Linked DNA regions of Homo sapiens: region 2 is linked to region 1. The links are chromatin contacts, found by Hi-C in ENCODE. All regions are on one chromosome and are shown on one strand. The core of a region is the stretch at or near the end of the contact, and the rest is flanking DNA. Distances in the headings are between cores, read along the strand shown. Region 1 holds the start of PWWP2B (PWWP domain containing 2B). Region 2 holds the start of ZNF511-PRAP1 (ZNF511-PRAP1 readthrough).

Region 1 (4,737 bases), core at 2,238-4,737:
AGGTGTGTTGGGGGTTGGGGGGATACCAGGTGATTCTGGAGCAGGCTGGACACAGGCCAGGCTGTGGCTGCACCTCAGTCATGGGGAGGCCGCTGTAAGCCTCATCTCGTGGAAGAGACCAACAAAGGCTGAGAACCTGCTCACCACTGCCCTTCCCAAGTCTCAGTGATGATGTAGTGCGGTAGGACAGTGCTGGGCAGGTCCAGGTCCAGCAGTCAGGAGGGCCCTCTAAGCTCGGACCTGGGGGAGCGACCCTGAAAGACGAGGGGCGGGCATGGAGCTGGTGATGCAAGTGAGCCAGGCTGCCAGGGAGGACAAATCCTGGAGTTCCTCCAAGGACCGCAGGGGAGGCAGACCCTGAGGGGAGGTGGCCTGCGGGGTTCCTGCCTTCCTCCCCTGCTGTCTCAGGGGACATAGAGGCCAGCCCCTGCTTCCTCCTCCAGCCACCTGTCCCTCCCTCAACTGTACCCCTTCAGGCCACCCATCCTGCCAACTGCTGGTCACCCACCCCCAGCCCCGGTGGAAGTTCCGGACACTCTCCTGTCCCCTTGGCTTACCCCATCTGACTGGCTGGGCCGTCCCGAGCTGGGCATGTCCTAGGCCTTGCTGCGGCTGTGCCTACAGCCAGAGGACCAAAGGCTTTAGGACCTTTTGTTTGGATCAAGTCTCTTGAAGACAAAGTCTAAAGACCTCGGAGGTGTCTCTTCCCACTCTTGGCCTTTTCACCCCAGCCAGGGGCGTACTCCCGAGGCTCCTCTCCAGCCCAGCCAGGCAGCTCAGGGTCCTCTCACTGTGGGCAGCACCAGCCCCAGTACCCAGGGTGCTTCCCAGAACTGGGCAGACCTCACTGACTGGCATGAGCAGGGTGGCCTCTGGGGAGATGCTCAGAGCAGCAAGCCTAGGACAGCCTCCCAACCCCCGAATACAGGGTCAGACAGGAGGGGATACCTGGGCTGATGAGGTCCCCAAGGACACCTGCACTTTAATCGGGGACTCTGGAAACTCCCATGGCCTCTTCTTCAACAAGCAGGTTGGAGCGGGGCGGGAAGCAAGTGGGAGCAGGTGCGGGGGCAGGGCTGCTGGGGGAGGCCCTGAACAGCCACCGTTTAAGTTGCAAAAATGGTCTCCCTGTCTGCAGATGGTCTTTTTTATACCTTACCTAGTGGAGAGCAGGTTTTAAAAACGGCTTCCAAGTTCACTTAACAATACACAGTAAATAGCACGGGCCAGAGGGGAAGAGGCAGAGGGAAGGCGGGCAGGGCAGAGGGAAGGTGGGCAGGGCAGAGGGAAGGCGGGCAGGGCAGAGGGGCAGGAGGTACCATGGGCCAGCCGTGCTTCTCACTGCCCTCTTCCCCTCTCCAGCCAGAGCTGCCAGCTGCTGGGTGCATCTGTCTGGCCCTCTGTGCCCCGGAACCCTCTTCCCCTGTCCTGCCCGCCGCCACCCAGCCTTGGTTCCTCTCAAAGCCCAGCAAGTCCACAGGTGGGTCCCTCAGCACACCCCAAACTGTTCCTCCTGCTGGCGTGGGAAGTCACCAGGAGCCCCAGGCGCACGCAGACACCTTGCAGAGGATCCTGCCCACCCCCACCCCCACCTCGGAAGCCCTTGCTTTTGCCCACCTGGTGGGGCCCTGGTGAATGCTGGTGCTCCCCTGGACACTCTTTCTGGATCCCTCCACCCACATACAGCCCCCTGTGCATTAGCCCCACCCCATGCTGGCCCCACCAGCCTGAATGCTGATTCACCCTGGCAGTCCCCAATGCTCAGAAAGGGCAGTGCCCAGCAGGCCTCTCCAGCAGGCAGGAAGAAGAGCCAAGCAAGTGGGCAGCCTCAGGATGGCCGCTCAGCCCAACCTGGAGCAGGGTGGCGAGGGGGTCCCTGCTGCCTGGCATTTTTCCTCCAAAGTCAGCCCCACCCCTGGAGGGGGCAGCTGCAGAGGCCTGTGGGCAGGACAGCAGGCAGGCTCCACTGCAAGCCTGGCAACCAGTGGGCAGGGGCTGGCTGACCCTGGAGAACGGGGCGCCTTGAGGTGCCTGAGGCCCCAGGAAGGGCTTAGTGTTGGCGGGAGCCCCAGGCCACACAGAGGAGGACAGACACTCACTGGGCTTCCAGGCCTCCTCTGGGACTGTCCCCGGCCAGAACTCTGGCTCATTCGGCCTCGGTCCCTACCCCTGTTCTAGCCGGACGGTCAGGTGTCCCAGGCCCCGCGGGCTCCCTCACTCCGCCCTGGCTCCTCTCTGAGGCTCCCACTGCCGCGCGGCCGCCGGAGGGCGAGGTCGACAGGCGCCAGCGACCCGACGGTCCCCAGTGGCACCAGGGGCGGTGGTCCTCAATTCCCAGGCTGGGAGGAGCCCTGCCCGGCGGCGCTGGGTCGCCAGGACAACTACGCGGTCCCCCGCCCCGCCTCCAGGCCTCGTCAGGCGCTGCAAGTCCGGCTCAGAAGCCCGGCCCGGGGCCAAGGTCACCGCAGCAGGCCGGGCCCCTGCGTTCTGAGCCGGGTGCGGACGTGCTGGTGCTCGGGGAAGTCGGGGGCTTTGACGCCTGAAGGCGCGGGAGCCGGGCGCCTGGGGGAAGGGGGTCCGGCGCCGTCACCTCCCACTCCTCGCCCGCGGGTCGGGGAGCCCCTGCCGCGGGGGAAGGAGGCTGTTTCCTTTGTAAACTGGCGGAGGCGCGCCTGGCCCCTGGGCCCGGCAACCCGAAGAGACACGCCCGAGACCTCCGGAGGGAGTTAACCCCCCGGGCCCCGGTGCCGGCCACCCCCAGGCGCGCAGGGTGGCCCTGAGCCGGGCGCGCGCCCGCTTGTCGCCCCGAGAGGCGCCGAGCCCAGTGGGGCGACCCAGTGTCCCGCCCCCCACGCGGCGAGGGCGACACTAGGCCGCTGCCCCCGGGCGCCCCGCGTCCCCTCCGCCTGCCCCGGCTTCCTGCGCGCGCCGCCCGGGACTTCCTCGCCGCAGTGCCCGGGGCCACCAGAGCCCAGCGCGGGGCGCTGCCGGGACACGCGGGCGGCCGACCCCAGGCGGGAGGATCCGGGCCACCGGGGAGGGAGGGAGGGCGCAGGGCTGGGCCCGGAGGGGGAGGGGGGCCCGGGACCGGCCCCAGGCAGGGGAGCGGGGGGATGGGGTCCCGGGGCTCCGGCCGCGGCGGGTGTCCCCCCCGCCGCCCCCGGGCTCGTGGCTCTCGGGTCCTCCCGAGCCAGGGGACACTCCCGGCCAGCGTGGGCCGCGAGCCCGGGCGCAGCCCCCTCTCCAGCCCGGGGGTCCGCACCGCGCGTCCGGCCGACCTCTGCGGGCGGGCGCGGCTTCTCCCGGGACGCGGCGGCGGCGGGCGGGGTCCCCGGGAGCGGAGCCCGCGGCCGCGCGCCCCCGGCCCGGCTCGGCTCGGCTGTGGCGGCCGCCCCAGCGGAGCTTTGTGACGTCAGGCGGCCGCGGGGCGGCGTCACGCGCGGGGCTGACCCGGCGGCGGCGGCGGCGGCGGCGGCGGCGGCGGGGCGGGGGCGGCCTGGGACGCGGCGGGAGCATGGAGCCGCGCGCCGGCTGCCGGCTGCCGGTGCGGGTGGAGCAGGTCGTCAACGGCGCGCTGGTGGTCACGGTGAGCTGCGGCGAGCGGAGCTTCGCGGGGATCCTGCTGGACTGCACGAAAAAGTGAGCGGGGGCGCGGGCCGGGACACCCCCGGGGTCCCCACGCGACACCCGCCTCCGCCGCCCGGAGACCCGGGACCCGCCTCCGGGTTGGGGGTGGCGTGGCCCCGGCGCCCGCTTTCGGTTTCTGCCGAGCCTGAGTTTCGGGGCGCGCGAGCGCGGCCGCCACTCGGGGGGGCAAAAGTGGTTCTCAAAGTCGTCGCGACTTTTCGGGGCGGGCGCCGGGCCGGGGCGGGCCGGGGCGGGGGGCGCGGGGCCGGGGTCCCGGAACTCCACACATCTGCCATAATTAATGCACTTTTCTTTGTTCAGAGCCACTGTTGAATTCGACTGTTGGCAGAATTGTCGTTAAAGCAGGGGAGGGTCAGATGCGCCGTGGCCTTGCCCTGGCAGTTCCTCACAGGTGGGGGTGCCCTGTCGAAGGCCACGGGCCCCTGGCTGCTGGGAGTGACTCCGCGGCTGAGGTTTGGATTCGGGGAGAGCAGTTGCGCCCAGCTGTGCGATTTAAGAACAGTTTCAGGCCAGGGAGCCCTGAGTCATGGGGGCGTGAAGAGGTACAAGCTGTGGGAGCCGTGGGCACATCCCCCGGGAGCCCTGGCTTCCTGGGTGGGGGGCGCAGGGCAGGGCGGGGCGGTTCCTCCTGAGAGGCACCTGTGCACGGGCTGCAGGGACCCATGCGGTGCAGATGAGCCTCCTGGACACCGCGTCACATGGCAGGGAGCTGTCGCTGCCAGATCAATGATTAGGCATGAATCAGGCTGTGGCCTCGCTGCGCTCCTGCAGGGCTTTCTTTTGAAACTGGGAGCAGGGAAAGGCTCCTCTTGTAAAGGCCCAACTTTTTCCATCCGTGGAGCCCAGATTTTTGCCTGGTGACATGAATTAGCAGAGAGGACCGTGTTCCTTCCACAATTATTTCGCAGACGTTATCTCTTCATTAGATGTGCCAGAAGCCATTTATCCACAAGTCACGTGATTTAACATATGGCTCCCGTGTGGTTCCTGCCCGCTCCGTGTGGGCTACCGCTGGGAGTGCACGGGCAGGATGGAGGGACACTCGGGGGGTGAGAATCGCCACCTGGGAGCTGCCATCCCCTCCACCAT
Region 2 (4,746 bases), core at 1,153-3,652, 910 kb after region 1:
GCACGGTGGCTCACGCCTGTAATCTCAGCACTTTGGGAAGCCAAGGTGGGCGGATCATGAGGTCAGGAGATCGAGACCATCCTGGCTAACATGGTGAAACCCCATCTCTACTAAAAATACAAAAAAATTAGCCGGGGGTGGTGGCGGGCGCTTGTAGTCGCAGATACTCCAGAGGCTGGGGCAGGAGAATGGCATGAACCCGAGAGGCGGAGCTTGCAGTGAGCCAAGATCACACCACTGCATTCCAGCCTGGGCAACAGAGCGAGACTCTGTCTCAAAAAATAATAATAAAAAAAATAAAAACTACCTTCAGGAAACTTCGTATCTCTTCTAGAAATAGAAGCACAGATGCCCGCACGTCATGAGTGTTCATCCCATGAGGAGCCTGCTGCTCTCCCTGAATGTGGGGACCGGGCCTCCAAGAGGGCAGCCCGTACTCGCACAGAGTCCCTCCCCCCAGAAGACCTTTGGAAAAGTCCTAGGGCAACTCTGGGGTGTCACGGTCATGGAAGGGTGCTCTCGCTACTTAGAGGGCAAGGGCGGGGGATGCTAATCATCAACAGAGCTGTCCCGCCAGAAATGCACAGCGTCCCACTGAAAACACAGCTCTGAGGAACATCTAGCCGTGGCTGCTTCTTGGAGGAACGTCTAGCCATGGCCGCTGACTTGGCCTTCTTGATGCTCCTGAATTCTTACTATTAATCACACAAACTGACAGGCCCAGCAACTGTGACTGGGAGGGACTGACGTCCTCCTCACAGAGGCTGTGAGCTACCGCAGGGACGCGTGCTGAGGGAAGCAATGCACGCATGTCACACTCCACCACGGACAAGCGGGGCACACACTCCTAGTGAGCACACACTCCAAGTGATTAAAACACAGAGGGACGTGAAAAAGAGTCTCTGTTGAGAGCTCAAAGCTAACTGTACAAATTGGTTTGAAAAATGTTATTTTACAACTTGTGGAAAATGTCAAGAGCCCAAAGGCTTTTACAGAGACAGAAAGTACAGTCATGCATCACTCAACATTCTGAGAAATGCCTGGCCAACATGGTGAAAACCAGTCTCTACCAAAAATACAAAAATTGGCCAAGCCTGGTGGCGCACACTTGTAATCCCAGCTACTTGGGAAGCTGAGGCACGAGAATCGCTTGAACCCAGCAGGCAGAGGTTGCAGTGAGCCCAGATCGCGCCACTGCACTCCAGCCTGAGCGACAGAGAGAGACACTATCTCCAAAAGAAAAAAAGAGAAACGTATGGTTACATGATTTCCTTCTGTGCGATCATCAGAGTCACTCGCAGACCTGGATGGTGTACGGCCTACAATGCACCTAAACCACCTAGAGGAGCCTCTTGCTCGTGGGCTACAAACCTGCCCAGCAGGTGGCGGTGCTGAACACTAGACAACTGTAACACAGAGATATTTGTGTATCTAAACATGGAAAAAGTACAGGGGCAGGCATGGTGGCTCACGCCTGCAGTTACAGCTCTTTGGAACGCTGAGGCAGCAGGACCACTTGAGCCCAAGAATTTGAGGCCGCAGCGATCTATCAGCTATGATCGCACCATTGCACTCCAGCCTGGGTGACAGACGAGAAAGCTAAAGCCTCTATCCGCCACTGGGCCCATTCTCTGCAGTAGATCTGAAGCGTCCACTGCTTCCCGCGTGTGTTGTCATTCACCATTTTAATTAGGTGACTCTTTACTCTGACGTCTGTCTCTCCTACAAGGCTGCCGCGCCCTCCTGTGATGCCTTCCCCCACACGCCCTGAGCACCTAGCACAGGTCCTGTGTTTCACGGGAGCTGCGGGGACTGGAGAGGTCGACAGGACCCCGACAAACCAGGAAAGGGCCTTTGAACTAAAGTAACGGGAAGTCACCCAAGGGCTTTAAATTAAAAACGGTTACAATAAAACTGGAGTCACTTTGGCTCCAGTTCGCGACTGGTTTAGAGGGAACAAGATCCAGGGACTGCAGCGGGAGACGACAGGCGGGGCAAGGCGGACGGGAGAGGGCGTGCGAGAGGGGGACCTGCGACCCGGCTTCCCAGGGCTGGGAGGGGACACCCGGGACGACCCGGAGGCCCGCTCCGCCCCGCCCCGGCTGAGTGTCGGGCCGCGGGGCAAGACGCTGGCCTGGCCGGTGCAGGCCCGAAGGGCTTCGGCCCCAGAGTTCGGGGACCGCTGCACAGCCAGAGGGAGCGCGCGGGAAGAGCCGCGTCCCGCCAGCCCCGTCGCCTCGTGGGCCCCCCCGGGCCTGGCAGTCCCCCAACCCCCTCATCACGCCCGCGCCCGCGTTCGGCCAGGACTCACCGCAGTCCCGGAGCCACAGCCCCCGCGCAGCCCCCGACGGCGGCGGAAGTGAGCGTGACGTCACGTCCGGCTCGGCTCGCGGACGGTGGCCGACAGGCTGCGCCCGCCCGCGCCCGGGGTGATGCAGTTGCCCCCCGCGCTGTGCGCCCGCCTCGCTGCGGGGCCCGGGGCGGCGGAGCCGCTGCCTGTAGAGCGGGATCCCGCGGCTGGGGCCGCGCCCTTTCGCTTCGTTGCGCGCCCCGTGCGCTTCCCGCGGGAGCACCAGTTCTTCGAGGTGCGTGAGCAAAAGAGGGAAAAAGTAGTTGTAGGATCCAGTGGGGCCTACGGCGGCGAGGCGGGGCCGGAGCCTGGAGTGGGAGGGGCCTACGACTGCGGGGCGGGGCCGGAGCCTGGGACAGGCGGGACCTGAGGTGGTGGGGCGGGGCCGGAACGTGGAGTGGGCGGGGCCTGAGGCTGTGGGGCGGGACCGGAGCGCGGGATGACTGGGGCCACGGGTGTGGGCGAGGCCTGACGCGGTGGGCGTGCCGCGAGTCACCTGGCCCCGCCCACGGCGCACTTTTCCTGCAGGATGGGGACGTGCAGCGCCACCTCTACCTCCAGGACGTGATCATGCAGGTGGCCGACGTGCCTGAGAAGCCCAGGTAAGCGAATGGGCAGTGCCTAGCCAGTGCTACTCCTGCGCCGCCTCCCTGACCGGTGCCTGGTCCCTGGGGCTGTGCTGCCGCTCTTCCATGTGCGGCCGCCCCACCGAGGCGCTGTGCCTGTCCAGCTTTGGCGTGGCCGACTCTTCCACCACCTAGCCTGTTTGTGAAACTTAATTCATAAAAAGAGGGTTTGGGATTGCAAAAGATGCATAGGGGCTTTATTGGACGTCTCAAAGGGAAACTGTGCAGAAAGTCCAGCTTGGTTCCTCGCACCGGAGGAAGGGCTCCTGAAGCACGTCTCCTTGGCAGGGTGCCCGCGTTTGCCTGCCAGGTGGCCGGCTGCTGCCAGGTGTTCGATGCCCTGGACGACTACGAGCACCACTACCACACGCTGCACGGAAATGTTTGCTCCTTTTGCAAGCGGGCCTTCCCTTCCGGACACCTGCTGGACGCCCACATCCTGGAGTGGCACGATTCGCTCTTCCAGATCCTGTCTGAGAGGCAGGACATGGTGGGTGACAACTGCACAGCCGCCGAGGCCACCCCCCATTGGTGATGGGCTCAGAGTGCTGCCCCCAGCTCTCGGGTGCTCGGGCAAGGCCGGGGACACCTTTCCGCCCTTGGCAGCTCTGCTACGGGGGCATGGCGGTGGGGGAGGGCCAGGGGTCAGAGGGAGGTGACACGGTCTCCATTTCAGTATCAGTGCTTGGTAGAAGGCTGCACAGAGAAGTTCAAGACCAGCAGAGACCGGAAGGATCACATGGTGAGGATGCACCTGTACCCCGCGGACTTCCGGTTTGATAAGCCAAAGAAAAGCAGAAGGTAGGGAGCCGCCAGGCTCAGCACGTGTCTGCTTTTGATTTTAGGAAAAGGTTTCCAACTAGCCGGAATGCATAGACGGTCAGACTTATTAAGCACTTGTGTGTCACCTAATGGGGTGTTCACCTGCAGGTACCTGAAGCCCTGGCAACACAGCTACAGGTGGTTGTGCCAGCGGCCACCCTGCCGAAGGGAGGCTGGAGGGGAGCCCCTGGCTGCCCAGCTCTGTGCCGGTGGAGGCAGCAGAGGGGGTGTGGGAATGAGCGGGCGCAGCGCCTCCGCACTCACACCCCTCTGGGCCATGCCTGTACCTCCTGCAGCAGTCGGCCGTGGTCATCCGCACTCACACCCCTCGGGGCCGTGTCTGTACCTCCTGCAGCCGTCGGCCGTGCTCACACATCATGCAGCCCTGGCTTTCCTTTTGTCCTGGTTGGTTGTGCGCATATGAACTTGATGACAAAGCTGTTGATTAACATGTTCCTGCCTAGAGTGCACTCTGGGAAATACTTCCAGGAACAATCTTTTTTTTTTTTTGAGACAGGGTCTTGCTCTGACACCCAGGCTGGAGTGTAGTGGTGTGATGTAGGTTCACTGCAACCTCCACTTCTCAGGCTCAAGCGATTCTCCCACTTCAGCCTCCTAAAGTGCTAGGACTACCAACACGCATCGCCGCACTCGGCAAAATTTTCTATTTTTTGTAGAGACAGGGTCTTGCTATGTTGCCCAGTCTGGTCGTGAACTCCTGGGCTCAAGCCGTCCATCTGCCTCAGCCTCCCAAAGTGCTGAGATTGTAGGTATGAGCTACCATGTCCAGCCGGAACAATTTTTAAATTGTGTTATATTTCTTCTTTTTTTAACTGATGAGGTGAACTTTCATAATCATCTACAATTTTATTGATCAGAGTTTTTCAGACTCTACATTTTCTCAAGTAGTAATTTGCTCTTTAAAATAAAAGAACTGGGAGAACCCAC

What was found. A loop is a pair of places that touch in the nucleus more often than their neighbours do. Pooled maps may share reads with other maps.
Region 2: a pooled map shows a loop between it and region 1 (12-fold over the local background). The contact joins the promoter of ZNF511-PRAP1 here to the promoter of PWWP2B in region 1. A Hi-C loop is called at or near these places in 6 of 50 pooled maps.

Annotation. Positions count from the first base shown.
Region 1 is chr10:132,393,713-132,398,449 of GRCh38, forward strand. PWWP2B (PWWP domain containing 2B) reads left to right here and starts at 3,488. Exons shown (of 3, transcript NM_138499.4): 1 at 3,488-3,639. The coding sequence starts at 3,515. LOC124902526 (a long non-coding RNA gene) reads right to left here and starts at 2,844. Exons shown (of 2, transcript XR_007062342.1): 1 at 949-2,844; 2 at 1-618. RefSeq lists enhancers at 1,406-1,929, 1,930-2,452, 4,023-4,545, 4,546-4,737 and silencers at 2,261-2,640, 2,661-3,090, 3,501-3,610, 3,621-3,760.
Region 2 is chr10:133,306,512-133,311,257 of GRCh38, forward strand. ZNF511-PRAP1 (ZNF511-PRAP1 readthrough) reads left to right here and starts at 2,403. Exons shown (of 9, transcript NM_001396060.1): 1 at 2,403-2,585; 2 at 2,879-2,952; 3 at 3,265-3,466; 4 at 3,653-3,777. The coding sequence starts at 2,433. It overlaps TUBGCP2 (tubulin gamma complex component 2), which reads right to left and starts at 2,361. Exons shown (of 18, transcript NM_006659.4): 1 at 2,312-2,361. It overlaps ZNF511 (zinc finger protein 511), which reads left to right and starts at 2,403. Exons shown (of 6, transcript NM_145806.4): 1 at 2,403-2,585; 2 at 2,879-2,952; 3 at 3,265-3,466; 4 at 3,653-3,777. The coding sequence starts at 2,433. RefSeq lists enhancers at 1,538-1,767, 2,491-3,186, 2,594-2,888 and a silencer at 1,998-2,847.